Regions from separate parts of the Mus musculus genome. Here region 2 is linked to region 1. Evidence: chromatin loops called from intact Hi-C (ENCODE). Cell type or tissue: heart. All regions are shown on one strand. Links, peaks and the distances in the headings refer to the core of each region. The heading gives the core; the rest is flanking DNA.

Evidence for each region. Peaks named below come from ENCODE experiments on the same cell type or tissue, not always from the same donor. Only the 100,000 strongest peaks of a DNase experiment are listed, where the experiment ranks them.
Region 2: it touches region 1 in a loop (1.9-fold over the local background); 2 of 42 quality-filtered maps call a loop at or near these places.

The regions. Positions count from the first base shown.
Region 1 is chr7:82,424,349-82,440,177 of GRCm38, reverse strand. Adamtsl3 (ADAMTS-like 3) reads right to left here. Exons shown (of 30, transcript NM_001190374.1): 4 at 11,717-11,844. Among named protein-coding and RNA genes, the nearest start is that of Adamtsl3, 97 kb to the right of the region's middle. In heart, for the core only: no CTCF peak of the experiment used is centred there; no DNase peak of the experiment used is centred there.
Region 2 is chr7:82,372,281-82,388,109 of GRCm38, reverse strand. Adamtsl3 (ADAMTS-like 3) reads right to left here. Exons shown (of 30, transcript NM_001190374.1): 3 at 8,498-8,617. Among named protein-coding and RNA genes, the nearest start is that of Adamtsl3, 45 kb to the right of the region's middle. In heart, for the core only: no CTCF peak of the experiment used is centred there; a DNase peak (open chromatin) is centred at 8,149.

The sequences.
Region 1 (15,829 bases), core at 4,395-12,394:
GACATTTCATCCCATGAATTCTCAAAATATAAATCATGATATTGGACATCCTCTTTCTTCCACAAATCCTGTGGTGAACTTACTGTGGGCCTGGGTATAGATATAAAGCTACAAGGGCATTGCTGCTCAGTTTGTTTTATAAATCAGCCCTCTGGCTGCCATTTTTAACACTCTACTTCACATTCTCCAGCCTAACACACACTCAGCCCACAGGCCGGCCTCTATTGATGTGGCCTGCTTCGGTTACAATTTAGTCAGAAAATGAATGACTACTTTATGAAGCAAGCATAAAATGAAATGCAAGTTATTTTAAAGTTAAGGACATGAGAGTCCTAATTCCCCAAGCAGGAACCTGCCAGCTTATTCTGGAAATAATTCCTTTGGCCCAAAGCAATAGAGCTGCAAAAAAATATTACTTTGTGTGTTTTTAATACCACTATAATTAGCATATGAAAGAGATGATGGTTATCAGGAGTATATGAAAATGCAATCCACAGTTATGGATTCTCTACCCATTACAACATTCACAGCACCCTAGCAATGAAGATATTTAAAGTCGAAATTTATGAAAATCTAGAAAACATGTTGATGTCACATGAGAATACATTAAAAACATTAATAAAATTTCCCTGGAGTTAATAGTACTATAATTTATTGTATTCACTTGGCATTATATTGACTCAAACGCTAGTGTCATAAAGGCTGAGAAGCATACGTTTTGAAGAATAAAAATATATTAATTTTAAAATGGTAGTCAAGCTGAACCTGGGGTCCCTGTGGCTGGCACGTGGCCAGAGGATCAAGTCACAGGTTTCTGTAGAAAAAAAGAAGGTCTGGCTGGTGCTGGGTTTGTAGTGCATAATAACCAACTGAAATATTTAAATGGAACTGAGCTCAATCCTCAGAGAAACAGATAAGGGGAATGGCAGCACTCCCCTCTTCTCGGGTCCTTCATCTGAAGGAGTTCGCTGACAAGGGAAACCACTGAGATGGTCTCAAAGTCTGGGGAAAGCTTTGTGTGGAATCACCTCCTTTCTCCCCTTCCAAGAAAAGCTGACCACAAGTGCTCAAAATTCATGATGTCATATCAGTCTCTGTGGCACTTCAAGGCAAGATGTCAAGCCTTCCAAGGGAAGTCGGTTTCCTCCTTAAAATCTCAGAGTAACTCCAGGGTCACTGTGAGAGATTGGAATCCCGAGTGAAGAACGAATCAGACGTGTGAGGACCCGTGATGGAAAGCAAGGGGCTTGTGTGTGAGGACCAATGATGGGGAGCAAGGGGTTTGCATGTGAGGACCGGTGACGGGGAGCAAGGGGGCTTGCGTGTGAGTACCGGTGCTGGAGAGCAAGGGGATTGCGTTGGTGCTGGAGAACAGGGGGCTTGCGTGTGAGGACCGGTGACGGGGAGCAAGGGGCTTGCATCTGCAAGGTCCTTTTTATTTGCTATGGCTGCTTAGCTTGGAGTCTTTGTGGGACTCCTGACAGTGGAAATGGGGGTGTCTCTGACTCTTTCACCTGCTTTTGGTACCCTTTTCCTCCTACTCGGTTGCATCGCTCATTCTTGATAGGAGGATTTGTGCCTTACTGCATCCTGTTATGCTGTGTTCAGTTGGTATCCCTGGGAGGCCTGCTCTTTTCTGAAGGGAAATGGAGGATCAGTAAATCTGGAGGAGAGAGGAGGTGATGAGTGTGGGAGCAGTGGAAGGAGGGGAGGCTACGGTCAGGATGTATTATATGCAAGAAGAAATTTAAATAATAAAAACCTTAAATAAATAAAAATAAGTAAATAAATAAAAACCGACTACCCTTCTCTCATGAATCTGATCTAAATTGTTGGAAGAAGATGACATTACTGTCCCTTGTTTGAGCATGGATTAGGCAGATGTGTCACAGGCCTAGAGCCAAGATGGAGGGACAAAAATATTCCGTCATCCATTTATCTATTGTCGACACCAGACAGCAAGTTGTTATCTCAGCTGACCTTACATACAATACACATATGTAATACACAATCCTGTGTAGATGTATGTATGCACATATCATATATACACATATGTATACAAAGTTTAGGATATTTTGTAAGCTCATATACCTGTTTAAGTCAGATGAATTCAGGGAGACCACAAATCTGGAGGTTTATAAGTTTCACAGAACATTTCAGAAAAACACAATGGATGGCTTCCACACACCCCCAGGGGCAGGAGAGGGCTTGGGGCAGTAGAAGGAGTGGAAACTGCAGTTGGGATGTATTGTATGAGAAAAGAATAATTTAAAAAAATGAGTTGGAATTAAAGGTGGACCACCACAGCCACCCAGCACTACAGGAGTTCTGGTGATCTGAACTTCTGACCTCCAACTTGCTCTGCAAGCACTTTGACCACTAAGCCATTTCAGAGAACCTGGGCATTATTTTGGAGTTTGTATGTTCATAAATGTAGTTCAACCCATTGTCATGACACGATAGTAATTTAACCTGTAACTATTAATAAATGCCAACATTTTCTTTAGAGCTCCAGCTTTTATAACTCTGCTAAAGGATTTCCACTACCTAGAAAACATAATGGTATTCATGCACATTATTTCAAATTTTACACTTCATAGATGGACTGTTTTCCACTTGAAATTTATCTTTCATGTGGACTGATAGATACACCCAAATGCTTTTTCATTGAATACTGTCCTCTCAATTAAAAGTTTTACTACAATTTATGGATTATTTTTATATGAATCAACTAGTTTTCCTTAATATTCATGATCTCAGGTGATTCTGAATTTTGAAGAGCATCTGTAGCCTTCAGTGAGAAATCCTATCACCACAGACTAGCCTTCAGTGTCTGTGAGAGACATCAGCATGGACTGTGGGCGTTTTCTACCAGATACAGCAGATTGCCCTCTAGGGTGGCATGTCATCTCCCCATTACTGTTTGAGGGGTATGTCAGGGGGTGGTTCTTATCTTCAGACATCCAGGTAAATAATTCAGCATTTTAAAACTTTACAAAATTTCCCAATCTAGAGAACATGAGATGGTTCATCTCGAGCCACTTATTTAACTGTTTATTGATCCTTTGTGAATCTTGTGCCCCAATCATACTCATCTCCCCATCCCTTTATACCTGCCCTCTACCCTTGCACCCTGCCCCCAAAAGAAAAAGGAAAAGCTCTCGTTGTAGAAGCTACTCAGTGTCAGTCTGCCCCACAGTGCACACTTCTTACTTTACTTACAAATGTTCATTGCAATGAGACACTGGTCTGGTTTGAGGACTCTGGCTTCTGCTATGCCAGATCCTAGCCGGGGCTCCTCTAGGATATCATGTTATTGCCCTGTTTCATGAAGATCCTGAAACTTTGGGTCTTGAGGAATGGCACCTTCACAACCTCTAGCAGTTCATAGATGGGGTAGATGTTGGGGTGGACCAACTCAAACCCTTGGATCTGGGCCTGGGTGGTAGCTGAGCTTGTCAGCCCACTAGCTCTCCCACTCTCATGCCCTCATGGCTGGCTTACTAGCAGGGCCAGCAGGACTAGCAGGAACAGCACAGACAGCATGGACAGCAGGGACAGCAGGGCTCTCCTGACTGCTACAGTTGGTGAGGGGCAAGGAGCACATCTCTCCCTCTCACAGTACAGCAGACAAGTGTCAAGGCCAGCTCCCCTGCAAACCTATTCCCTCTGCCCCCAACTCTACTGTGTTTCGTGGGTTAGGTACAAGGCCTGATTTCCCTAGTGCTGCAGATGGCAAGGGGCAGGGCCAGCTCTAGCAAGATGCTTAGGCCAGGGGTGAGGCCAGCTCTGCACAGCCTTCAGTCATCAACAGGCAGAAAATTAGCTGAGTCCTGTGACTGGATGATCGGCCTCTCTCTTCTGGTTTATCATAGTAAATTCAGCATATGTCAAGCTACCATACACCTATCTATTTTTTGATTGTTGATTGATGTGAGAAGACCCAGCCAACTTGACCAGTGCCATTCATGGACAGTTGGTCCTGAGAGATGTAAGAAAGATAACTGAATGTGAGTCTGGAAACGAGCCAGTGAGCAGTGTTCCCACATTCTTTCTGCCTCTACTTATGTTTGAGTTCCTGCCCTCATTTTCCTCACTGTTGTACCCTGAGCTGGCAATGTAAGATAAAACCCAGCAACAGAGAAGAACAACACTATTTTCCAGAGGGCCAGAGTCTGATTCCCAGCTTCCACATCAGGTATCATACAAGTGTAACTCCAGCTCCAGGAGATCTGACACCATCTTCTGGCCTTCATGGGCACCCCACACGTAGCATACAGTTATGCTGATGCATATACATAAGTTTTTAAAAGTGGGGGAAATTTGCTAGGCAGTGATGGCATATACCTTTAATTCCAGCACTCAGGAGGCAGAGTCAAGCAGATCTCTCAGTTTGGGGCCAGCCTGGTCTACAGAGCTACTTCTAGGACAGCCAGGGATATGCAGAGAAACTCTTATCTCAAAACAAAAACAAACAGCTTAGTGCCTGTTCACTTCTTAATTTTGCAAATTAAGGAGACATTGTCATTTTCATGATATTGAGACTGCCTGTTTATTGCAAAACATTTTTATATTTTCTTAATAGTTCAAATATTGCCTTTTGGAATGTTGCTTTCTAGCTTCTTCCACAGAGTAAGAGCCCGGTTTTTTTATGCATTAGTCTTGCAGAGAATTCTCCAGTGAACCCCACAATTAGTCCCCTTATTTGTGTATAGGTGCTCTGGGATCTATTTTCTATCTGAGCTGTGAGTCATGAGAGTTACATCTTCACCTCTAGTCCTCAGACGGTGAGTATTCTTGTCTTACTACTTCGACTACACTGAATATAAACAGTGTCATCAGAGAGTCTTACCTCACACCCATTCTGAAAGACCACACGGCTTCATTTAGGGATGAGGCGTGAGGTGTGTGTACTGAGGTGTGAATGTCTACTTCTCCTAGGATTTGGGGGCCTTCAAGCACCAAATAAGTGCATGGCTTTCCTCCTTACATCTTGGCTGTTGTGCCTGCCTGCTGCTCTTAATGCTGCCTCCTGGGTTCTGTACTAACATTGCAAAGTTGAGCTACAAGTACTCTATTGATAGGAATCTCTCTCCAGATCCCTTAACACTGCCAGTTGGCATGTACTCACTGTGCATGGTACCGGATTCCAAAAGGACATTTTTATACAAGTACATAATGTACTTTGAACATGTCCATCCCTATACTCCAGACTCTCCTTTCCCCATCCATCACAGCCCCGCGTGTGTCCTTCATTTCCCTAGACGGTTTCGTTCACGCCATGTATGCATACGTGATTCATGTATCAGTGTAAAATCTAGAATACACACATGAGAGGAAACACATGATATTTGCCTTTTGAACCCAACTTAATTCCATTAATATGATAAACTCCAATTGTAGTTATATTCCTGAAATATGACATAATTTTGTTCTTTAGGACTGAATAAAATTCTATCACTCAAATGTATGTCATTCATATGTTTGTGTGTGTGTCACATTATCCATGCCTCTCTTGACAAATAGGTTTTATAGCTTAACCATGGTTAAATAACAAGGCCACGTTTGTACTAACTTTCCATCACAAGATTCCACAGTCTGCAGGCTGTATGCATTCTGCCTCCTTACTTTACACAGTGTAAGTGGACAAATATATGTCCACCTGAAACTTGTAGGAGAACAGCAGTAGCCATGTTCTACAGTGGAAAATTTTTCCCGGTCATAATTGAAACCAATATATTTAACTCCTTAGGCTGGTATAGAAAACCTGCTTGGGAGGGGTATGAACCATAAAGTTTCTTCCTTTAGGATTCTCCTGGCATGGGATTACTTATTGTGGAATTCATTTCTGTAAGCTGGGTTCCCACTTCCACCACCAGGATAGACAAAGGATCAGCCACACACTTAGTTATGGTCTTCAGTTTTCCCTCTGAATCCCCTTGATTTCTTATTGGTTCAGATTTAACTTTAAAAGGATGCATGTCTAATTTACCTGGAATTTCTGAGGGAGTGGTCAAATAAAACTTAGAATAAAATTTCTGTGAATCACATGCTTTTCTTAGAAATATTTCAGGGATTTTGTCTACTGCTCATTCAGTTTCTCTTTTTTTATTTCTTTTTTTAAAATTAGGTATTTATTTCATTTACATTTCCAATGCTATCCCCAAAGTCCCCCACATACTCCCCCACCCACCCACTCCCACTTCTTGGCCCTGGCATTCCCCTGTACTGAGGCAGATAAAGTTTGCACGACCAATGGGCCTCTCTTTCCACTGATGGCCGACTAAGCCATCTTCTGATACATATGCAGCTAGAGACACGAGCTCTGGGGAGTACTGGGTAGTTCATATTGTTGTTCCACCTATAGGGTTGCAGATCCCTTTAGCTCCTTGGTTACTTTCTCTGGCTCCTCCATTGGGAGCCCTGTGATCCATCCAATAGCTGACTGTGAGCATCCACTTCTGTGTTTGCTAGGCCCCGGCATAGTGTCACAAGAGATAGCTATATCTGGGTCCTTTCAGCAAAATCTTGCTAGTGTATGTTTCTCTTAAGGGTGATATCTTAAGAAAGTCTAGCACAGGGACTCACCTAGGGACACACAGAGGGATACCCAGGATGTTGCCATTTGTACAGCTAAAGTATGGGACACTTCTGTCATCACAGGGATCCTGCAAGCTTCCCTTGGTAGTTGTGCCCCCTCCCTCCCCTCTATTCCACCACTTGGAAATGACTAATCTGCTCTTCATTTCTAAACATTGCATCTGTGGAATGATGCAACTGGCGGTCGTTGGAGTATAGCTTTTTACAATGCCATGTGAATTCCCAGAGAGTCACCAAGTTTGTCTGTCTATTGTTGGTTTATTTCTTCTTACTTCTGTGTAGTATTCCATGGTTTACATGTGCCATAGTCTGCATTCACACAACAAAGGGCACTAGGTTTATCCCACACTTGATTATGGTGAATAAAGCTTCTATAATCAGTTATGTACAGTTTGTTGGTCAAGGTTTTTTCATTCTTGGGATAAATAGTTAAGATAATGAGTACTATGTTTCTATACACATACACATACACATACACATACATACATACATATACATATACGTATACGTATACGTATACATATACATATACACATACACATACACATATACACATACACATACATACATACATATACACATACACATACACATACACATACACATACATACATATACATATATATATACATACATACATACATACATATTTTATTTACTCATGTATATGGGAGGAGGAATGCTTGCAGGAGTCAGAAAGGTTGTTGGATCCCCTGAAGTCAGGCAATTATAAACCCTTTGCTATGTGCGCTGGGGACTTGGGTGCTCCGAAAAAGAAGCAGATACTCTTGGCCACTGGGCCGTCCCTCACCCCACCCTCATTTTCACTTCTGCTGTCTGTGTTCTGCCATCCTCTGTATGTTCAGAGAGATTTTATGCTTAGCTTTGGGTGACTATATGATATTCTGGTTTAGATTTCAGTGACTGTCCATTTACCATTAGTAAGAAAAATACTATAGATTTTTATATGTTTATTCTGCATCCTGGGCCCTGATAAAGTCACTTTTTAGTTGTATAAGTTATAGGTGGAACAACATTATGAACTAACCAGTACCCCGGAGCTCTTGACTCTAGCTGCATATATATCAAAAGATGGCCTAGTCGGCCATCACTGGAAAGAGAGGCCCATTGGACTTGCAAACTTTATATGCCCCAGTACAGGGGAACACCAGGGCCAAAAAGGGGGAGTGGGTGGGCAGGGGAGTGGGGGTGGGTGGATATGGGGGACTTTTGGTATAACATTGAAAATGTAAATGAGCTAAATACCTAATAAAAAATGGAAAAATAAATAAATAAATTCCTTGATATTTTCTATGTAGACAGCAATGTCCTCTTCAAGCAAAGGTGCCTGTTTTCTTTCCTTGCTATAGTGGCTGCAGGGAAGTCCAGCATTCTGCTGCCTGATGGTGAGAAGATCAGCCTCACTTAGCTCATTCCCCATGTTAGGTGGAAGGAGCCAGCTTCACTACGTCTACAATAGCTATTCTGCTTTGCTTTATTAAATTGAGGAAGTCCCTTTTTAGCCCTATTTTTCTAAGAGTTATCCCTGCCACCTCCCATAGGGAAACTCCATTGAAACACACACATATGCTTTAGTGTGTGTGTGTGTGTGTGTGTGTGTGTGTGTGTGTGTGTGTGTGTGTGTGTTGGGAAGCTTCTCAATGGTAGATTTCCATGCGGCCTTTTCAGAGGCCTTTTCCTGTTAGTTATCTCCCTTCAAAGAACACAGCCTTTGGCTGCAGTAAGGAAGAGAGGCAAGAGTCTAACTATTCCAGGGTGTGACATCCCTGTTCTTTGTTCTAAATGTTTATTTTGGCAGCTATTAGGCATATATAACTATGAGCTTACTTCTGGAATTTCACACAGGCACGTGAGTGTCAGTGTGGCTTGCAGGAGCATGGTTACCTTCCCTTACTAGCAGCTGCAACCCTGGAGAAAGTCTTTCCTCCTCCAGAAACCACTGCTAGACCACAGATCCTCAGAAATAAGTTTTCTTTTTTTTTCATTAGATATTTTCTTCACTTACATTTCAAATGCTATCCCCAAAGCCCCCCATACCCTCTCCCTGCCCTGCTCCCCAACCCACCCACTCCTGCTTCCTGGCCCTGGCATTCCCTTGTACTGGGGCATATGATTTTTGCAAGACGAAGGGCCTCTCCTCCCATTGATGGCTGACTAGGCCATCTTCTGCTACATATGTAACTAGAGACACAGCTCTGGGGAATACTGGTTAGTTTATATTGTTGTTCTTCCTATAGGGTTGCAGACCCCTTTAGCTGCTTGGGTACTTTCTTTAGCTCCTTCATTAGGGGTCCTGTGTTTCATCCAATAGATGACTGTGAGCATCTACTTCTGTATTTGCTAGGCACTGGAACAGCCTCACAAGAGAGAATTAAATCATGGTCCTGCCAGCAAAATCTTTCTAGCATATGCAATAGTGTCTGGGTTTGGTGGTTGTATATGGGATGGATCGCCGAGTGGGGCAGTCTCGGATGGTCCTTCCTTTCGTCTCAGCTCCGAACTTTGTCTCTGGGAAATAAGTTTTCTATGGATGTAGCCCATGATAGGCTGGCCCACACTCTAGTAGACAAGTCATAGATGGCTCATTCTATGCACATATCCACCCCCATCGCACTCCCAAAGTTCAGTAGCATTAAGTAGACTTTGTGGGCTCAAAGAGACTTCATTAAGTTGTGAGGTAAAAGTAGTAACCAATGGGAGAAGATGAAGGGGGAAGTGTAAGTGCATTTGATTAAAACATACTGTATTCATGATGAAATTTTCAGACAATGAAAAATGATTGTGGGTGCTTGAGAGATGACTCAGTAATTAAGAGTACTTGCTGCTCTTTCAGAGGACCAGAGTTCAAATCCCAGCACCCAGCTCACTGCCACCCATAGCTCTAGCTTTAGGGGATCTGGCACCCTTGTCTGTCTTCTGAGGGCATCTGTACACACACACAGACACACACACACACACACTCATTGCACAAATTAATAACAAATTAAATTTTTAATAAATAATCACAATAAAGATTATGTCTTTATCTCCAGAGTTAGTACCTGGACTGTGAGATAACTGAACACAAATTTCTTGGGGGAAATTCCGTGTATACCGTCATATACCAGGGTAAAACTTATCATTCAAGTTTGAAAATAAAGACAGCTTTAGGTACCTGGGAATCTCTTGAAGGAAAAAGTATTCCATAAAAATGAGAGAGATGGCTGTGGCACTGAGCTAGCATAGGAGTTGGCCCAGAAGAGGAGACTCTAAGCAGCCCTACCTGGCATGGCCCAAATATTTGCTACTGAGAAATTCGGATGACAGGGAGTTACCACCTTCAGTTTGAAGCTCACTGGTCACCCCAGTGAACTCTAGTGTTAGCTCTGATCCAGTGCTCACACAGATGGTCCTGCTAAACTAAACATGTCACAGAACAAAACCAAAAGCTTTGAGCCAGAGAAAGGGAGTGGCGGGGAGGACAGGATCTTGATAGGGTTAGAGAGTTTAGAGCCACAGGAGAGTTCTCCGGGACACCCCCTGTCCCATGCATCGTGTCCCGTACATCATGTCAAATACTGTCGGTTAATGTGTAAGTCAAAGCTAAGGAACTGAACGGCTGAGAGACCAGCAGCCTGTTAGAGACAACGTTGAGCATTTGTTCACCTGTACTTACATGAGGGTCAAGGTATCCTGAATAGCACAAATCAAGGGAACAAAAGGCAGAAGAGCCCAAGGAACTGAGTCAGAGCTGGGCTGTGGCTCAGGAAAGTTTTCCAGAGTGCCCCTGGGAGCTAGTGTTAAACACCTCCAAGCTAGTGAACAGGATCCTCTGCTCACAACAGTAGGAACCCTTTCCTTTCCTGCCCAACACTTCCCTCCTGAGCAGGAGCAGGGAAGACGGAAGCTCTCCTTATCTACACACAACCCACTTCGGGTAAAGGAGCCACAAACCACCAGCATCCTGACATGCATCATAAGGCCAGATACGGTCCAAGCAAGATCAAAGTAATTTTAAATAAATTGAGAGCTGTAAATATTTTGGTTCTATGATGAGGAGATAAAAAATTATCATCCGTGGGTCTTAGTGTATTCTTCCAAATTCTTTTTAACAACCATAAGTGTAGGGAATATTGTTTAAAGAAGACAATAGAGCAAATGTCACTTTTTGCCATTATAGCTATTGTTCATTTCAAGTTATTCATATTCTTGAGCTTTGGGGATTACACATAGACATCCAAAGGCATGACCTCCCCTCTCAATTTTCATGCTGATTGCTTTCCCCCCAGCCCCAGTGACTGAGCAGCACTGCAGAGGAACTTACCCTTTACCTAAGAAGTCATGGCCATTCCCTTCTCCACAGGTATGTGGAGTGTGTGTGTGTGTGTGTGTGTGTGTGTTATGCTTTTGAATAGCCGAGTACACTCATCTGAGTGTGTGTATGTGGAGGCTAGATATCAATGTCCAGCCTCTTCCTCATAGCTCTCCATCTTATTTTTCAAGGAAGGATCTCTCATTGAATATAGGAGGCTCACCATTTTGATTGGACCAGCTCTCCAGCAAGCCCTCGTGACCCACTTGTCTGTGTCCATCCTATAGTGGGTTATGGATGTGCACCGCCACACCTGGCTTTTATATGGATCCTAAGGATCTGAGATCAGGTCCTTAAGCCTGTGCATCAAGCATTTCACCCACTGTGCCAGCTCCCCAGTTTTTGCATTACCTTCTCAATCCATGCTAGGTTCACCAAAAATGCAAGAAGGAATTATAGTCACAGCCTCTCAAGGACTGCCACCAAGATAACATAACCCTCCCCTAAATCCTGAGACTATCAAGCCAGCAACTGAACTTAACATGCCTTCACTTTCTTAGGACCAAAGTGCCTGTTTTTTTTTTTTTTAACCCTGTGACCATCATGTAGATAGGATAGATGCATCTACAGATAGAGATGGACATACCTGGAAGAAGCACCATTCCCATTGAAACATGTTAACGTGAGATAGCTCATGTTGTGGTAGACCATAAGACACCAGATGGAAAACATCAGGACACACCTTCTCCCCTTCTCACTCACAGTCACTGACACACTCCACACAGCAGCCAAGTCACCACTTACCTTCCAGTCAGACATCTCCGCAAAGAATAGGAGGCTCCTCCGCCACAGGTCCGGGAGCAGTCACTCCAGTCTCCCCAGGCGTCCCAGTTGCCATCCTTGTCTTCTTCTGAATGAGCATTTCTTGAAGTCTGGATGGGGGGGGGGGATGCAGACGGTTATAGAAGGTCAAGTGTCACCTAATTCTATACGCAGGAAATATCCACACTAGTCCAGTTCCATGAATGGGATAGCAGTGCTGACTGCCAAAGACTCCCAGGACACTGAAGGGAAGAGACTGTTCAGTGAGTGTAAAGTTCCTGCCATGCACAGTGAAAAAGTTCGTGGCATGTGACACAGGACATTGGGCTTATAGTTAGCAGTACTGTATCACACGCTTAAGCTGGTAAGGGAGTTAGATATCATCTTCCATGTTTCCATTTACAAAGAGGGAAAGTAGAACTGGAGGGAAGACTCAGCAGTTAGCGTAGTAGTCGCTCTTCCAGAAGACCAGGCTCGATTCCCAGCACCCATGAGACAGTTATCCATAACTCCACAACTGTATGTAACTCCAGTCCCAGGGAGTTCAATTTAGAACACACATGGTGCACAGACATACAAGCTAGCAAACCACCCACAGAATAAAAATACACATAAAAATAAATAACATAAAATAAAAATAAATTGAAAAATAAAATGTCAAAAAATAGAAGTGAAAGAATGAGAAAAATATAGAATTGACATAACGGTAAGTAATCATATGTATTGACCATATGTATTATTATAATAATCAATCATATATATTAATTTCCTCATGATGCCTTATTACTGCATATTAACTGCACAAAATGTGTTGTATTATGACATTTTGTAGATGCATATGAAGCACTTTCATCATATCTACTAAAAATAATTTTTAAATATTTTAAATTTTGAGATAGTATCTCACAGCATAGCTCAAGTGAGCACTGAATTTACTGTGCACCCAAACCTGGCTTCTACCTCATGACCCTCTTGCCTTAGTCTCCTAAATACTAGTATTTTAATACTCTTTTAAAAATAGATAAATCCTTGGTCTGGAGAAACTGCTCAGCAGCAAGGAGCACTTGTTGCTCTCGAAAAGAACCCAAGTTTGATTTCCAGCAAACACGTGGTGATTCATAACTGTTCATAACTTCATTTCCAGGGAACCCAATGCCCTCTTCTGACCTCAGCAGCCACCAAGCACACAAACGGTCTATAAACGTACATGAGAGTAAAACGCCCACACATAAAACAAAATGAATACATGTAATAAAAATGGTTTTTAATCTATAAATTCTTAAAATATGTCAAAATGGAATCCAGATCCATTAGAAATTTATATTAAGGTACTGGAACCATAAAGTACCAGAAAAAGCACATGCTATACAGACATTGACAGTCATATGGTTAACCTAGGAAAGGCTGTCATAGTTATTAACAGGGTTGGTGGGGAACTCCCTCATAGGAGTGGAGGAAGGCAGGGGATAGGGGTTTGTGGAAGGGAAACCAGGAAGGGGGATAACATTTGAAATGTAAATAAATAAAATAACCAATGGAAAGAAAGAAAGAAAGAAAGAAAGAAAGAAAGAAAGAAAGAAAGAAAGAAAGAAAGGAAGGAAGGAAGGAAGGAAGGAAGGAAGGAAGGAAGGAAGGAAGAGGGAGGGAGGGAGGGAGGGAGGGAGGGAGGGAGGGAGGGAGGGAGGGAGAGGCTGGTATAGTTTAATTTCTTTAAAATAAAAATACAAAGCATTTTCTCTCTGTCTTCATATAGACAGCTTAATGAACACACCCAGGAAACACAGCCTCTGAGCTATAAGAACACACATCCAGTTGGTTCTAAGCAGAGGAGGTGGGACTCGTCCTCGCTGTCCCTGGAAGGAGTCACAGGAAGGATGAGGATACTTTATTTTTCTTTATCACTTGTAAATACATCGACAGCAACCAATGCACAAGCTTTAAAATCAGCCTTAAGCCAGGTGGGTTATCATGGGTGATATTTCTCTTACTTTCTGAACTTGGGTAGATTCTGAAATTTCTTTTTTTTAAAGTGTTTTAGGCTAAAATATCATCATTGGATGGCAATACCCTACCTGGCTACAAGTCTGCATCCTGTTTAACACAGGTAAGTCTGCACACGAACAGAGGGAGACATGCTCAGATAAATAAAATGCTACGGTGGGTCAGGTGACTTTGAATGGCTTTAGCAACATTTTGTGTGGTGTCTCCATGCTTTGTAGCATTTTTTAACAGGGCTTATTTTTATGTTATGTTTAATCCTGTGTATTCATGTGTGTGGAGTGGAGTGGTATGTGACTGAGTGTAAGCTACTTTGGAGGCCAGGAGTGGTCCTCAGATCCCCTGGAGCAGTGTTATAGGTGTCTGTGGTCCTCCGGAGTGGATGCTGAGAAGTGAACTCCAGTCCTCCGGACAAAACAGTGAAGGGCTCTTAAGTGTTGACCCATCTCTCCAGACCCCTGCACCATATTTTACAAGTTAAAACACACAATGTCTCAGTTAAATCTAGCAAGCACACAAACAAAAAATAATCTATATCTTCTTGGACTATAGAAATGTTCAAGTCGACAGAATTAAATGGGTAAGTTGTAAGTTAGAGAATGTAAAGATAGACGAGAACCATGAAGCAATAATGAATGACAGCATGTGCCTGCATTAGCTATTGCCCAGGTTCCCCTAAGCCTTTGGGCAAATTACACCAGCGCCCCCTCCACCAGAAAGTTAAATTGGGAGGGGGATTGGTAGGGAAGACCTTCAAAGCTGAAATGGAAAAAATCGTGACGGGAAGCAAAAATGAAGGTTTTCCAATAATGTCGAGTCAAGTTCCACCAGTGGTCGGTCCGACAGCTTCTATTTATAGCACAGCGAACAGCCTTATAGAGCTTCAGCCTGAGCAGAAACAGAAAGGATAAATATTTGGCAGCCGATCAAATCTGTCATCGGGAATGGGAGCTAAATGAAACCCATACTATTTACTGTTCTAATTAAGACACTGTTCGGTTCGATTTTCTGCCCTGAATGTCACCAAACATAACTATACCCTGTCTATCATCATATAGTGTAAAATATAAAATTCCAGTTCATAGAAAAATACAATTAGCAGTTTAATGCCCTCATCTAGACTTTTAGATGGGGTGCGTCCAGATCGTTTAGGCAAATTTTAAACTGTACACAGCTGAGATTGGTTTTTCTTCTTGTCACTTGATATATGAATTGGTCGAATGTGAAAAGTTGAAAAATATCATCATATATTTTTTAAACGAAAGTTGAGAGCTCCCTGCAATATTGTTTTAATTTGTTTTTATTCCCACCGTCCCATCTGTTCCATTTATAGTTAGAATCGGGTTTCTTTCCATAACTCCTCCACCTTCACTTACAGAAAACATCTTGATTCTAAAATAATTAAAACGGGCACATTATAAAATGAAAACATCTGGTTTCTCTGATTGGATACGTCAGATTTTTTTCCCCTTAAGAAAACAGAAAGCAAACGGCATCTCAAGGAGGCCCAGTGGTATTTTTCTTCTCTCTTAGGATGGCTGGGCTCCTTAGACCCCAGCACCATTTTCTGCCAGCCCCTGACCCTGTCATGCATTCTCCCTGGCTACGATGTCCCTGATTTTACCCACTTCTCTCTCCTGTGCTTCCTTTTCTGGAATTCTCATCTCTCCAGAAAAACTGACCATGAGCCCCAATCCTTTTCTCTGGAAAAAGAAAAAAAAGAAGACAACCTTCCTGAGTTTTCCCAAGCCTCTAGTGTCTGGCTATCACCCCAAACACTTTCTGCTCTCCCTGCCCTTTCGTGACTATGTTCAATCTCTGCACACAATTAAGGATGTAAATTTTAAATCTCAAAATGTAGTGTCTAGACTACAGCATTATATCTAAAGAGAAAGAGGCCATGCATTGCCCCATGACCCAGATTCCCACCTGTGTGCATATGCATATGTGTGTATAGTGCATGTGTACACATGGGTGTGGAGACCAGAGACTAACCTTGGGTGTTATTTCTCAGGGGCAGTCCACCTTGAGTATTTTATTCTGAAGCAGGGTCTTTTATTGGCTGGGGCTCACTTCTTTGAGTGAGCTGGCTAACCA
Region 2 (15,829 bases), core at 4,112-12,111, 52 kb after region 1:
ACAGCAAAGGTATATAAAAAAAACAGCACAGCCCCCCGACCCCTGAATGAGTCTAGGAAGAACAGTATAAAAAGAGAACAATGTCTGTGTAATTCAAGAGCTGGATATTGAACTTCAAGGAACAGAACAGATGAACTCCTCCATCCTGGAGAATGATCTGATTTGTGAAAACCTCAGAGAGAATGAAATTCGGAGTTCACATGGGCCAAAGTCAGCCTCAATAGCACATGCAAGGCTGCACATGCAAGGCTGCACATGCAAGGTTGCACATGCAAGGTTGCACATGCAAGGCTGCACATACAAGGTTGCACATGCAAGGCTGCACATGCAAGGTTTGTGGGTTTGCTGTGTGTCTGAGTTAGGTCAGAATAAACATCATCCCAACTGGTATATTCTTCTAATTTCCTAGCAGACCATAAGCTTGCTTTCACATTGGGTGGCTAAATCTTTAGAATATTTAAGGAGCATGGCTCCATTCAATCAGGATTACTCACTAACAAAAGAATGAGCCATCCAAACTCTAATGGCTTGGTCCTTAAAAACCTAACACTCAATGGCCAGGAAGGACACGGAAAGGCTCCTGTGTGGAGAACATGTAGGTGACTCACTTTGGTCAGCGAAAAAGACGACAGACAGAACCCCGCAGATCCAAGGGCTGGGTTCATCTTCCTTTACCAGAAACTTCAGGAGTTGCTATAAGCTTTCCAAGCTTAAAAAAAATTATTCCAGAAATAACTTGAAAATCCCAAGTGATGGCCCTGAGGCCTGCCAGCAGCTTAACCACAACACAGCTCCTGGCCAAGATGTCCATGAAAAGTTGGGAGGGAGTTACTCTGAGAAAGATGTACTTGTAGCAAAAGGACTTCTTCTCCTGAGAAAGAATGCATAAATCAATAGTTAAATAAGGAAAAGGGAAACTTAGGTTTGGCATAATGGTATCAGAAAGATGTCATTTGAGAGAGGTTGAGGGGTAAGCCTACACAAAGACTTCATTATTGATATACTGTTGTTATTGCTAGTTTTAAAAATTCATTCAAACATTTCTCTCATACTTTCCCTGCCCACAGATTAGATGTAAGAGAGGGAAAAAAAAAGTCCTAACTGTGCTTAAGGGCAGAGAACAGGCATCTGGCTTTTCTGTGCCCGGCTGCAAGAGCATGGACAGGACAGCATTTCTCCCTAGAGCTCGGGATTCCTCACCTGAAGAGCCAGGCCACTGGGCTTCCTTTCAACTCTGATAAGCATTTTTCCAAGGGCCTGTCAGAGCCACACATCCAGTCCTCTGGGTCCCCAGCAAAGGAAACATAAGAAATGCAAACTGGCCCATGCATCAGGAATGAAGACATCACACATGTGGGCTGTCAGGGGCACGCAGGGAAAGAGAGAAGAATCACCTAGGGTGGTACCTAAGGTACTGTGGTGGATGGGGATGTTGTCCTGGGTGTGTGTGTGTGTGTGTGTGTGTGTGTGTGTGTGTGTTTCAGTTGTTATTACCTAAAGCAACTTGGAGAGTAAACAGTGCATTTCATCTTATATTTTATATCCCACCATCTAGGAAAGCCAAGGCAGGAACACAAGGCAGGCACTCAAAGCAGAACCACAGAGAAACACTACTTAGTGGTTTGTTCACTCTGATTTTCTCAGCTAGCTATTTTATAGCGCCTAGGCCACCATTTGTGCAGGGGTATATGTCCCACAGTGGCTAAGCCCCTCTATACCAATTATCAGTCAAGAAATGTCCTACAGAACTGCCCGTAGGCCAGTCCGATAAATTCTTCTAATGAGCATACCTCTTGCCAGATATGTCAAATTGCCAACCAAGATTAGCCATCACAGATGTCACAAACACAGATCTGGTTTTTTTTCCCCCCAACTGTAGAATCATGTGCAAAAGAACCAATGTGACTTCAAGGAAACTGTTGAAATTTTAAAATTAAAGATGGCTATTCAAGGTGGTATGGAAAAAGGGCTGACAACAATTCTAGAAGTTAGATTTAAGGTTTACAAGTATCAGAGACAAGTTCTATGTAATTGCTCTGTATGCTTACTACATCCAAGTGTCTAAAGGCTCTCACTCGGGAGATGAGCTACCCAACGGGAGGCAGCACTATTTGATTTTGACTTTGAAAACACTGTGATTCTAAGAAGGAATGAAGTATCCACACTTTGGTCTTCCTTCTTCTTGAGTTTCATGTGTTTTGCAAACTGTATCTTGGGTATTCTAACTTTCTGGGCTAATATCCACTTATCAGTGAGTACATATCGTGTGTGTTCTTTTGTGATTGGGTTACCTCACTCAGGATGACATCCTCCAGATCCATCCATTTGCCTAAGAATTTCACGAATTCATTGTTTTTAATGGCTGAGTAGTACTCCATTGTGTAAATGTACCACACTTTCTGTATCCATTCCTCTGTTGAGGGACATCTGGGTTTTTTCCAGCTTCTGACTATGCCGGAAAGTGGATGCTCACAGTCAGCTATTGGATGGACCACAGGGCCCCCAATGGAGGAGCTAGAGAAAGTACCCAAGGAGCTAAAGGGAACTGCAACCCTATATGTGGAACAACAATATGAACTAACCAGTACCCCGGAGCTCTTGTCTCTAGCTGCATATGTATCAAAAGATGGCCTAGTCAGCCATCACTGGAAAGAGAAGCCCTTTGGACTTGCAAACTTTATATGCCCCAGTACAGGGGAACGCCAGGGCCAAAAAGGGGGAGTGGGTGGGTAGGGGAGTGGTGGGGGGGTATGGGGGACTTTTGGGGATAGCATTGGAAATGTAAACGAGGAAAATACCTAATTAAAAAAAAAACAAAGCTGACTATTATAAATAAGGCTGCTATGAACATAGTGGAGCATGTGTCCTTATTACCAGTTGGAACATCTTCTGGGTATATGCCCAGGAGTGGTATTGCTGGATCTTCCGGTAGTACTATGTCCAATTTTCTGAAGAATCACCAGACTGATTTCCAGAGTGGTTGTACCAGCTTGCAATCCCACCAGCAATGGAGGAGTGTCCCTCTTTCTCCACATCCTCGCCAGCATCTGCTGTCACCTGAATTTTTGATCTTAGCCATTCTGACTGGTGTGAGATGGAATCTCAGGGTTGTTTTGATTTGCATTTCCCTGATGATTAAGGATGTTGAACATTTTTTCAGGTGCTTCTCAGCCGTTCGGTATTCCTCGGTTGAGAATTCTTTGTTTAGCTCTGTACCCCATTTTTAATAGGGTTATTTGGTTTTCTGGAGTCCAACTTCTTGAGTTCTTTATTTATATTGGATATTATTCCCCTATCGGATTTAGGATTTGGTAAAGATCTTTTCCCAATCTGTTGGGGGTCTTTTTGTCTTATTGACAATGTTTTTTGTCTTACAGAAGCTTTGTACTTTTATGAGGTCCCATTTGTTGATTCTTGAATTTACAGCACAAGCCATTGCTGTTCTGTTCAGGAATTTTTCCCCTGTGCCCATATCTTCAAGGCTTTCCTCCACTTTCTCCTCTATAAGTTTCAGTGTCTCTGGTTTTATGTGGAGTTCCTTGATCCACTTAGACTTGAGCTTTGTACAAGTAGATAAGATATACATGGAAGGAGTTACAGAGGCAAAGTTTGGAGCTGAGACTGAAGGAACGACCACCCAGAGACTGCCTCACTCAGGAATCCATACCATAATCAGCCACCAAATGCAGACACTATTGCATATGCCAACAAGATTTTGCTGACAGGACCCTGATATAGCTGTCTCTTATGAGGCTATACTAGTGCCTGGAAAATACAGAAGTGGATGCTCACAGTCATCTATTGGATGGAACACAGAGCCTCCAATGAAAGAGCTAGAGAAAGTACCTAAGGAACTGAAGGAGTCTGCAACCCTATAGGAGGAACAACAATATGAACTAACCAGCACCCCCAGAGCTCATGTCTCTAGATGCATATGTAGCAGAGGATGGCCTAGTCAGCAATCAATGGGAGGAGAGGCCCTTGGTCTTATGAAGATTATATGCCCCGGGGCCAGGAAGCGGGAGTGGGAGGGTTGAAGGGGGGGGGAGGGTATAGGGGACTTTCGGAGAGGAAACTAGGAAAGGGGATAGCATTTGCTGAGTCTGAATCCGCAAAGTGACCTGTTAATATCAAAGCATTCCCTGCGGTTTCCTATGGTCCCCAAAGCTCTCCATGGCCATAGCCATGGGATCGAGGTCTTTGGAAAGGAACAAAGGAACAAACTCGCCCCTAAGTCTGAGTGAATGAGATGGAGACGGTCTGGGACAGCAGGGTCTGGGGTGTGGAGGGCAGTGGTCTTCAGTTTTCAAACAGCCATCTGGATGTCCTTGACTAAGTCATTTGCACACTTAAGAGTCTCTGCTTTCCTGAGTTGCAGGACGAGGTGTTGGAACTGAAGTCTCCACCAGCTGTACAACTCTCTAAATCTCGAAGTAACAGTTCATTGCTTTGCTGGCCAGACTGCCTGGGTAATCAGAGTGAACCAATTAACACGGCAGCTGGAATACTCCATCTGTGGTCTCAAACTATACTTTTTTTTAAGCAGTGGAATGAGGGAAGGTCATGAAACCCACCCATTCTGCTTTGGAAATCAGTTGAAGGATCTGAGGTTCACAGATGTCACATCACTGTTAGAGGCTCATTAGATGGAGTAACATGAAGACTGCCTGACCAGTCCTGCTTGTAGCCCAGTGGGCAGCTGGCTGGCCTCAGGCTCTGCTCTCCCTAGAAGCTGCTTCCACTCCCACATAAGCCACGATGTGGCTTTTATGTGTCTCATTAAGCATAGCCTGCACCTTAGCTGTGCTTTACAGGCCTAGGGGTTATTAGTTTTCCAGGCACCTAATCCAGGAGACATTTGGAAAGTGACCTAAAGGTCTTCGTGAAAATGTGCCCAGGATAGAATACTTTCAAGAGTCCTGTGGGAGTTGTTCTAAAAAGCCAATGTCTACACACCTACCACCTGCTTCCTATTTTATAAAATGAGTGTTTTGTAGGGAGGAAGAGCCCAGCAAACCAACCTCTGCCCCGACCACTTTACAGTCCAGGTTGTGGCCTCATTTGCACAAGCACTTTGTGAGTCTGGCTCCAGGCCACTGTGAGAACAAACCACCAACTGCTAGTATAAACACTCCTACTTGGCAGGTAGGTACCCAAGACCCCTGGCAGGACAGAGCTGTCCTGGTTAAGAGCCACAGCCACCACATTCTGGCTGTTATATAACGAACACTGCCCCACCCCTTCCCCAGGTAAGGAATCTTTGCATCAACTGCCCTGCAAAACATTTAGGAACACTCTGAGAATTCCTGGGAAGCAAAAATGTTGGAATGCCACCCAGAGTGTTGTAGACTGTCTCATCTGAGACAGTCTGTTAAAGCACTTCGACTGATGGCTAAACACTAAATCTTGTATGAGATTGGATCCGAAGACTTGTTCAAAACTTTCAGACACAGTGATGTGTGAGAGAAGCCAGACACAGATGAGCACGTGCTGTATATCCTACCTGTATAAAAACTGAAGAAGGGTAGACAGAACCAGCCTGTACCAAGGACAGAGTCAGGGGCATGTGTCCTTCGTGGGTAGTGGATACTGACTAGGAAAGACTGCAGAGACCCCCAACGGAGCTCAACATTCTCTCTCTTCATCTTGTTCCACGCGTGAAAAAAAATACTGAAATCTACCAAGTCCTAGAATTCAGATCTGTCTTTGTTCCACGTGCAGTTAGATATCAATAAATATTAATTTAAGATTTCTCTTCAGTTTTAATTGTGTCTATGTGGGGTGAGGAGCATGAGCTTATGCACGTAGGTGCCTCTGGAGGCCATAAGAGTGCACCGGTCCTCCTGGAGCTGTAGTTACAGGTGATGGTGTGCCATTGTGTGTGGACACTGAGAACCAAACTCAGGCCCTGTGCAAGAGCAGGGCATGTTTCTAACCTGTTTGTGTCTGGAGTAAATAACACCCTTACAGTTTCTTTCTTGGTTTCTCTAAAGTTCTCATTTGAAAACTGTTGGTGCATTGATTTCTGGCTTAGAGAGAGCTATAAGTTACAAACCTTCTGAAGACCCATAGAATAGAAAGGGAGAACACAGCTTAATGATCTTTGGGTCTTACTGGGGACCAGCTCCAAATGATTGGGCTAATGATGTGGACAATTAACCTGACTCAGTCCAGCTTCCATCATTATATTGATTCCAGGAACTTGGAGAAGTGATCGAATGTTGAACTCGACAGTTAAAAAGTATAATCTTGTCTCATCATGTGAAGCTCTGTGTCAACAGGAAGTTTTCTAGGCCACAGCCTTGCCCCTCATTACCAACCCCAGATGTAGAACTATGCATACCAAGGGTAGCTAATTCAGTCATAGCCCCGAGGACTGGAGGAAATAGAGTCCTGGGCACCAAGCTTCCCCATCTGGGCCTCTGGTCCAGGTTTTCATCAGTACCAGCCTTTCACACTAAGTGAGACTTCAGTACTCATTCTAACCCACAGCCCAGGCCAGTTCCAGCCAACGTTAGAGCTGATCCTGCTCTCTGTAGTTTCATCTCACACGTCAATAGATTAAGCCTCTCAGAGTTGCTCCTCCTGAGGGCTGTCTTCCTAGGTCCACCTAAACCAACCACAAGATGCTGGCCTTTGACCACACAGCTAAAGACAAGACAGCTGGTCCCAAATCATCATCAGTCCCCCTCAATGCCACTGTGTTCCATGACAAGGTGACCATGCCTGGCTCTTCATCTCTACTGGGGCCTTTAGGTACCAGGGCCACACAGGTCCCATATGGGTTTAAATCTCTACTTTCTGTTCTCTGCCACTGGCCCTGGACTTCAGGTATTCAGCTAGAAACTGACATTTGGCAGAGCTGGTGTTCTAGTTCACAATTTGAGGTGATGTGAAAGGCCTGTCTAATCTTAAATGTGAACACTGTGAATTGAGATCAAAAAAGAACCATCACTCTAAATGCCCAGATTCCTACAATACAGCAAGCATCGTTAGCCTTTATGAAGTCTCTCTCTCTCTCTCTCTCTCTCTCTCACACACACACACACACACACACACACACACACACACCTGCATACATAGTCTGCTTCAGTCTAAGAAATGGCCTTAGAAATGCTGTTGCTCCTGAAGGAAGCTGTTGGGAGCACAAAGGTCCATGAACTCATAGATAAGCACTTGGGAAACCGGGACTGTTAAACACAGGATTGTTAAACATGCAGGATTATCTCTTCAATGAAGACATGCATAACCTGTGTTTCCATCCAGAAGGCTGGAAATGGAGGTGGTCCAAGCCTGGTAAAATATGTCTTATTTGTAGGGCCAGTCCATACCAAGCTTCCACAAGCAGGATGGGAGGTGGCTAATGCTTTAGGTGACCTTTGCATTATCTGTATAGCCAGGGGTTTCCCCCAGCTCCCATAGCCAGGACCAGAGGTGGCTAACAGCCAGATGACCTCTACACTGACCATATGACTGTGACCACACCAGGTCATCCTCTAGGCCCTTAAGATAACACATGAGCCTATCTCTAGAAACCCCCTTCACAGAAGAAATGACACATACTTTAAGAAAAGTTTTGATGTAATTATGCCTCCTTGTGTGCAGAGGATTGTGTTATGCCAGGAAACTTTTTTATTTTATTTTATTTACTTATTTATTTATTTTTACAAAATGTAATGTATTCAAATACCCTTACAATAAACTACTGATGTCAGACTCTAGAAGTTTAAACCAGCATAGGTTGAGTTGTGCTGAAACGGATTTCCTTCTCGCCACATGTGAAGCATCACTCTGCTGGCCCTGACTTTTGCAGAGACACCGCCCCCCACCCCAAGAAGTGAAGTGAAAGTTGAGAGGACGAAGAAGCAACGACTACCCGGTCAGAATCCTCTGATAACTCTCTCTGGGAGAATACATTTAGTGATATCTAAAACATCATCTCTTGTGAGAGAAACGAGAGTCATTCCTGAGCCAGTGTTCCAGGCAGAGCCGAACTGCCTACAGGGCAGGAAGTCACTGCAGCCAGCAGCTTCAGGTTCCTGCGGGGTGTCAAGGATCTGTTATATTAATACTGGCCAGAGGAACACAATGTTCTATTGTGTAGACTCTGTGTGTGCGCGTGCACAGTGCACATGTGTAAATGTGTATCTATGTGTGCACCTGTGCTCGTGGGAAGGCCGGAGGAGACTGCTTGTCCCCTGTATCACTTTCTATCTTATTCCCATGAGACAGCCTCTCTCTGAAGCTAGAGCTGAGTGTTTATCTTCTAGGCTGACAGCCAACAGGCCTCACTGACCTGACTGTCCTGCACTGGGCTTCCAAACACAAGTCACCACCCAAGGCTTTTTGCTGTAGGTGCCTCAGATCCAGACTCGAGTTCTTATGCTTGCAGAACAAGCAAGGATTCTTAAGCACTGGGACCCTCCCCAGTCCTTTACCGGCATTTCTGAGGAAGAGAAGGCAAAGCCGGAGATGAGAGTCTTTGCAGTCCTCCTACCTGGTCATCATAGCGGTATGTGAGGAACTGCTCCCCTGTGGTGTCTTCTAGGAAGCTTCCCTGAGGAGAGAGCGCAAACTCAGGAAGGAAGTAGGCTCCAGGAGACTTCTCTGCTGTAGCCTGAAAGGCAAGGTCACATAGTCACAAATAAGACACCAGGAAAGTCCCTCTAGGAGGCAGAATCCAAAAGATCCCACTAGGACCACTCTCATGACATAAAGAGAAAAGTGTCCTCTGAGCCAGGGGCAAGGTGAGGCACATAAGACATTGATGCAGGGACACTTTAGACCAGGATATCCCAACCTGGCACATCTGGCCCTTTTTTTTCTCTCTTCCTCCCTGCTCCAACTTCCAGCAATTAAAACCATGTAACAACTACTTGCTCAACTTTCATTGCTGCAAACCCATTGCTTTTAGGATTTTTTTTTCTTTAAGAAAGATTTGTCTTATTTTTATGTTCACGCTTCTTGTCTGTCTGTCTGTATGCCACATATATGTTGGTGCCCCAGGAGGCCAGAAGAGGGCGTCAGATCCCCTGGAGTTGTTCAGTCCTGTTCCTCGTGTGGAGCTGGGCTCTGGTCCCTAGGAGAACAGCCTATGCTGCTCATCTCTCCAACCCCATAGAATTCATTTTCTCTCACTCCTTCCTTCTTCCTTGCCTTCCTTTGTTCCATCTTTTTCTTCTTTATGTGAAAGATTAGGGAAGGTTTATTCCCACACCGCAAACAAAATTTCTGTTCATTACAGGAACTTTAGAAAATGCAGACTGCTGTAAAAGCCAATGAGAAGTCCCCCACACCCCCTGCAATCCATAATAACAACTTTTAATTATTTTATCAAATATCCTTTGAGGTTCCTTTTTCTTTCCTCACAACACTTTGTATGTTTTCATACAGACCCGTGCTCATATAGGCCTGTTTCACAGAAAGGCTTCATTGTGTCCTTGGGAAACTCAAACATGTGCATGTAGATCACTGGTCTGAAGCACCAATGGCTGTGGAATATGCCTCAGGTAAACAAGCCTGGATTCACTCCCATATGCCATCCAGCATGACCCTGTCATAGGTGGCCAAGAGAAGCTGAGGGTGTGGGATGCTTTCCAGAATCTCTGCCTTGATTCTGCCAAGAAGGGAATTGGCAAAGGAAGTGACACCCACAAGTTTAGTCTTATTTGGTCAACAATGGCTGTACATATCCTGACAGCGACCCCTCCCCCTGCTTGGGAAGGAGTAACTATGAAATAGGAGATGAGGGGCTGGAGAGATGGCTCAAGGGTTAAGAGCACTGACTGCTCTTCCAAAGGTCCTGAAGCAGAGACTGAATGAATGGACATCCAAAGACTGCCCCACCTGGAGATCCGTCTCATAAACAATCCCAAAAACAGACACTATTGCAGATGCCAACAAGAGCTTGCTGACAGGAGCCTGAGAGGCTCTGCCAGTGCCTGACAAATACAGAGTGGATGCTCACAGTCATCCATTGGCCGGAGCACAGGGTCCCCAATGAAGGAGGTAGAGAAAGTACCCAAGGAGCTGAAGGGGTTTGCAGCCCCATAGAAGGAACAATATGAACTAACCAGTACCCCCAGAGCTCCCTGGGACTAAATCACCACCACCACCACTACCACCACCAACAACAACAACAACAAAACAAAAACAAAAAAACAAAACATGGTGGGACTCATGGCTCTAGCTGCATATGTAGCAGAGGATGGCCTAGTCGGTCATCAATGGGAGGAGAGGCCCTTGATCCTGTGAAGGTTCTATGCCCCAGTATAGGGGACTGCCAGGTCAAGGAAGCAAGAGTGGGTGAGTTGGTGAGCAGGGGGAGAGGAAAAGGATAGGGGGTTTTTGGAGTGGAAACCAGGAAAGGGAATAACATTTGAATTGTAAATAAAGAAAATATCTAATAATAAAATTTAATTACTTAAAAAAAAAAGAAATAGGAGATGAGAAGAATCACTCCAAGGAAGCTGCCTTCTGGACCAGAAAAGAGTAGGATGCAAAGAACTCCTGACAGCTCTGTTGTCCCAGGTGTCACCTTCTGTCTTAGCCAGGGTTTCTATTCCTGCACAAACATCATGACCAAGAAGCAAGTTGGGGAGGAAAGGGTTTATTCAGCTTACATTCCCACATTGCTGTTCATCACTAAAGGAAGTTGGGACTGGAACTCAAGCAGGTCAAAAAGCAGGAGCTGATGTAGAGGCCATGGAGGGATGTTCTTAGTTGTTTAGATCTTGGGGATGAATTAGAAACTAAGGTTTGAGGCTTCTAGTTATGTGTTTGTGTGTCAAGCTGACAAGGGGTCAATTGTACTGGCTAGTTTTGTGTCAACTTGACACAGCTGGAGTTATCACAGAAAAAGGAGCTTCAGTTGGGGAAATGCCTTCACGAGATCCAGCTGTAAGGCATTTTCTCAATTAGAGATCAAGAGGGAAAGGCCCCTTGTGGGTGGTGCCATCTCTGGGCTAGTAGTCTTGGTTCTATAAGAGAGCAGTCTGAGCAAGCCAGGGGAAGCAATCTAGCAGAGTAACATCCCTCCATGGCCTCTGCATCAGCTCCTGCTTTCTGACCTGCTTGAGTTCCAGTCCTGACTTCCTTTGGTGATGAACAGCAACATGGAAGTGTAAGCTGAATAAACCCTTTCATCTTCAACTTGCTTCTTGGTCATAATGTTTTCTCCAGGTTTAGAACCCCTGACTAAGACACCTTCCCATGGTGTAACACAAGCTTTGGTTACAGCAGAACCAGGAGCTAGGGGTTGAGCTCTGTTGGTAAAATTGTGCCTACTTTGCATAACACCCTGGATTTGATCTCCAGCCATGCATAAACTGGGCTTGGTGGCGAATACCTGTAATCCCAGGATTTGGGAACTGGGGGCATGAGGATCAAAATTCAAGAACATCCTTGGCTATATATCTTGTCTAAATCAATCAATCAATCAATCAATCAATTGCATTTGTTTGAATAATAAACTTTGAATAGAAAAGTCAGCACACAATAGTTCACTCAAGGTATACCGAACTCTACTAAACTGGATAGCACCAGACATAAAGAATTATGAGGTTTTCTTTATAAATTTCATTTTAGGTTAGAGTTAAACTGTTATTAGATACTTAACACCACAGTCCTCGTTCACTTTCTACTGCCATGAGAAAACATTCTGACAAAAATCAATTTGGGGAGGAAAATATTTAATTAGCTTAAACATCCAAGTCAGAGCCTATCATGAAAGGAAGTCAAGACAGAAGCCCGAAGGCAGGAACTGAAGCAGAGGGCATAGCTCCTTGCTGGCTTGTTCTGCATGGCTTGCCCAGTTTACCTTCTTATACACCGCAGGACTCATTCCCAGATATGGTACTACCCACAGTGGGCTGACACCCCCCCCCAACACACATGCGCATGCACACAATCAACCAATCAAGAAAATTTCCCAAAGACCTACTCGGGAGCCAATTCCTGAGCTGAGGCCCCTTTCCCGAATAACTCCAGCTTATGTCAAGTTAAAGACCAAAAATCAAAAGATCAAGTAACACAATAATAACTAGTCTTTATTATTAAATATGCATATATGTGTGAGCATTCATGTGCCATAACAGAAATGTGGAACACCTTAGAGTCAGGACTCTCTTGAGTCTTAGGAATCTAACTTGGTTGTCAGCCTTGACAACAAGCATTGCTAACCACTGAGCCCTCCCTCCAATCCTGTATTCTCATTTGTTTCTATTACCTTCAGAGTTCATGAAAGCATAATTCTGAAAGTTTGAAGATCCCTTAGAAATCACCAAGGCCTAAACCTTTACTTTACAAATGGATATAATATGGGTTTGCATTACGTCCTTACCAACCCAAGCCTATACTTGCATTGGAACATCTCAGCCTTGGACAAAACATGAAGAAATCCATTTTGTTGATCATTGATTCAATATACAAAGACCCTTTAATGCCTAGCACAGGTCTCAGTGCTATGAACACCATGAGAAACATGAACAGTAAGGTCCCTATAATTATGGAAGTTACCTTTGTGGTGGAGAAGATCCATCAAAAAAAACTAAGTAAGCAAACAAGAAAAACTGAAGTTATACATGTTATAAAAGAAATGCCCTGGGTGATATGACAGCAAAGAAAAGGGAACAGGATTATAAAGATGAGGTCCAGCTAAGCATGCCTGAAAAGATGGCATTTGTCTACTTCCTAAAGCAGAGAGATGAGCAGCATGCAAAAAGGCAAGGATGTGTATTTTGGTCAGATAAAGAGCAATCCTCAAAGCCCTCACTTGGAAAGGATGTCAGTGGGCTTGAGGTACAGAGAGAAGAGTGAGGCTAGACTCAGGGTGGACCAGAAGAAAATGGGCATTCAATGGAGATAGGAAGGAAGGGAGGAAGGAAGGAAGGAAGGAAGGAAGGAAGGAAGGAAGGAAGGAAGGAAGGAAGGGAGGGGAAGGAAGGGGAAGAAGGAAGGAAGGAAGGAAGGAAGGAAGGAAGGAAGGAAGGAAGGAAGGAAGGGAGGGAGGGGAAGGAAGGGGAAGGAAGGAAGGAAGGAAGGAAGGAAGGAAGGAAAGGGAAGGAAGGGGAAGGAAGGAAGGAAGGAAGGAAGGAAGGAAGGAAGGAAGGAAGGAAGGAAGGAAGGAAGGAAGGAAGGAAGGAAGGAAGATAGATGCAGGCCATCCAAAGTCTCATAGGGCCACAGGCAAAGGGATACGGAACCATAGGGGAGAATTTGAACACTGACTGGTTCAAATTGGAGATTTGGATAGAGGAGGCAAAATAGACTCACAAAGACTAGCTAGAAGCTGTGGGTACAAATCCTGGCAAGAAACTTTGTTTCCTTGGGCTGGAATCTCCTTTCAAAGAGATCATGGTGTGAGTAGCTAGCCCAGGATCTCCACTCTTTCCCTTTCCCTCCCCCTTATCACTACTCTGGGGGTTGGCTTGAGCAGCTACCTGTAAAGGAACTCAGTGCTGGGTGGTCCTGAAGTAGGAACATCTTTCAGAAAGAATAACACATGGGCAGTGCTGTTTTGAGTCATGGTTAAGTCTGAAATGCTCAGGAGGAGAGCCTGAGACAGCTACTGCATATGCAAAAATGGAACTCAGGAAAGAAATTTGGAAATCATTGCTAAAATGGAGAGCAAGGGGGGGAGGGAGAGAGAGAGAGAGAGAGAGACAGAGAGAGAGAGAGAGAGAGAGAGAGAGAGAGAGAGAGAGATTTAAATTATTCAGCAATTAGAGTAGAAAAGAAAAAAACAATTCTGGATCATGGAAGGATTAAGCATCAAAGGGAGTCATCACCTGTCTTCATTGTCACTAAGAAGCTGAGAAAGACAAGCCTGGAGAAATTCCCAAGGGATATGGAACCACGGAGGTCACAGTTGACTTGACAAGAGCAGTTATTGCATGCTAGGGAAATTTGCAATGGGTTTAAGAAGTGACCTGAATTAGAGGAAACGGATACCATAGAGACTTAGATGGGGCACAGGGAGGGGAATATGGCATAGCATGCAGAGTTTTTAAAGACTGGAGATTCAGGAGCATGCTTGCTTGCTTTTTGGAATAAACCAGGACTAAGAAGGAAACCCTAGAAACAAGAGGTGATTGCAAAAGTGAAGACATTCGGAAGTATCCACCCATGGATACACAGATGGGCTGCAGAGAGTGCTCACTGGTCAGAGCACTTGCTGAGCATGCAGGAGTACCCAAGCTTCGATATCAGAATCCACATCAACTCACAGCCACATGTATGCGTATAAGCCTAGTGTGGAGCCAGGTAGAGAGTTGGTGGCCACCCAGCCTAGCTCCAGGTTCTAGGTTTAGTGAAAAATCTTGTCTCAAAGTAATAAAGTGGAGACAATAGGGCAGAACACCAAATATGCTTTCCTAACTTCCACAACCACACACGTGTACACACAGATACACTTTAAAAACATGTGTGTTTACCTCAAAGAGAATAAGAGATAATTTATTCTAGGCCAATTTTGAATATAATGACAGCCCAAGTATATACAAATCAAGACATGTTTCCAAACTGGTGATAGGAATACCAGGTGGGTAGAGTACCCCAAAATGGGGAATCTCTGCCATATATTTCAGACAACATTCTGATGACATTCCTAGCTTTGGGGCTGGCGGAAGGTTTACCTAGTAAACCTTGTCTTTCTCAGCTTCTTAGTGACAATGAAGACAGCTGATGACTCCCTTTGATGCTAGATGTTAGAGAAGTTAGGCCATATGCAGGCAGACAACAAAGTGACAGTTAAGAGACTAACAATAGCCCAAGGTAATTTGGCTCTAGATGGTCAACATTCTAGCTCTCCACAATCAGGAAATTCTAATCAGTCAATCAGCCTTGCGGAAACTTTAGCATATGTGGGGCTTTAATTTTTCTAAGAACTTTAGTTCACAGAAGGAAACAGGGCTTGAGTTGGAACACCCACTAGCTTCTCGGACACCAGACACTTGCTACTACATCACATCGAAAAGATGCCTGCCTCCAGGGCCATTCATCTGTCCCCACCACTCCCTCCTGTGCAACTGTCTTACCCCTGAGCACAGGTCCACTCCTGGGCTCCATGAAAGAGACTGTCCCTAGCCTGAATAAAATCTCCTACAGTCTCTAATCCCACTCTCTTCTTCAGCCGGAGGATTTATCTGCCCTCTGTATCTTATCATATTAGAAAATCAACAGAAAACCTTCCAAGCTCCAATAGGCCTTTTCTGTGTCTTCTTTGACTCCAATCAGGAAGATTTCTGAGGCTTCCTCTCCCTTCCAAGGCCCATCTTGGTGGTGTGTTTTAGAGATCTACTTTAAGATCTGAGGACAGGGACAGAGCATGTCCCAAAGCATTCATGAAGATGATACTTGAAGCTCTTCTCCAGCACACATACATAATCATACATACATACATACATACATGATACATGCACATATGTGTATATATGCATGTGTGCATAATGCACACACATACACTTTATTAAAAAGAGTAAAATTTTAATATACAGCAAATTATACTGCATAAATCTCAAACTGAATTGTCAAACCCTTAGTATATTCTCTAGACAACAATCATCATCAACTCAGCAAACCTCCATTGACTTTCAGAATCTAGGCAACAACTGTTTTGACTTTCAAGTATATTACTTTCTTGTTCATGGCAGAAAATTATCTCTACTGTGTCAGGTTAGTCTGGGAGTTAGTGGTCAGTTTTATGGTGGATACAGGAAGGTTCTGTACATCATGACAGCACATGCCTTTAATCCCAGTACTTGGGAAGCAGTCAGATCTCTGTGAATTCAAGACCAGCCTGGTCTACAGAGTTCCGGGACATTCAGAGCTA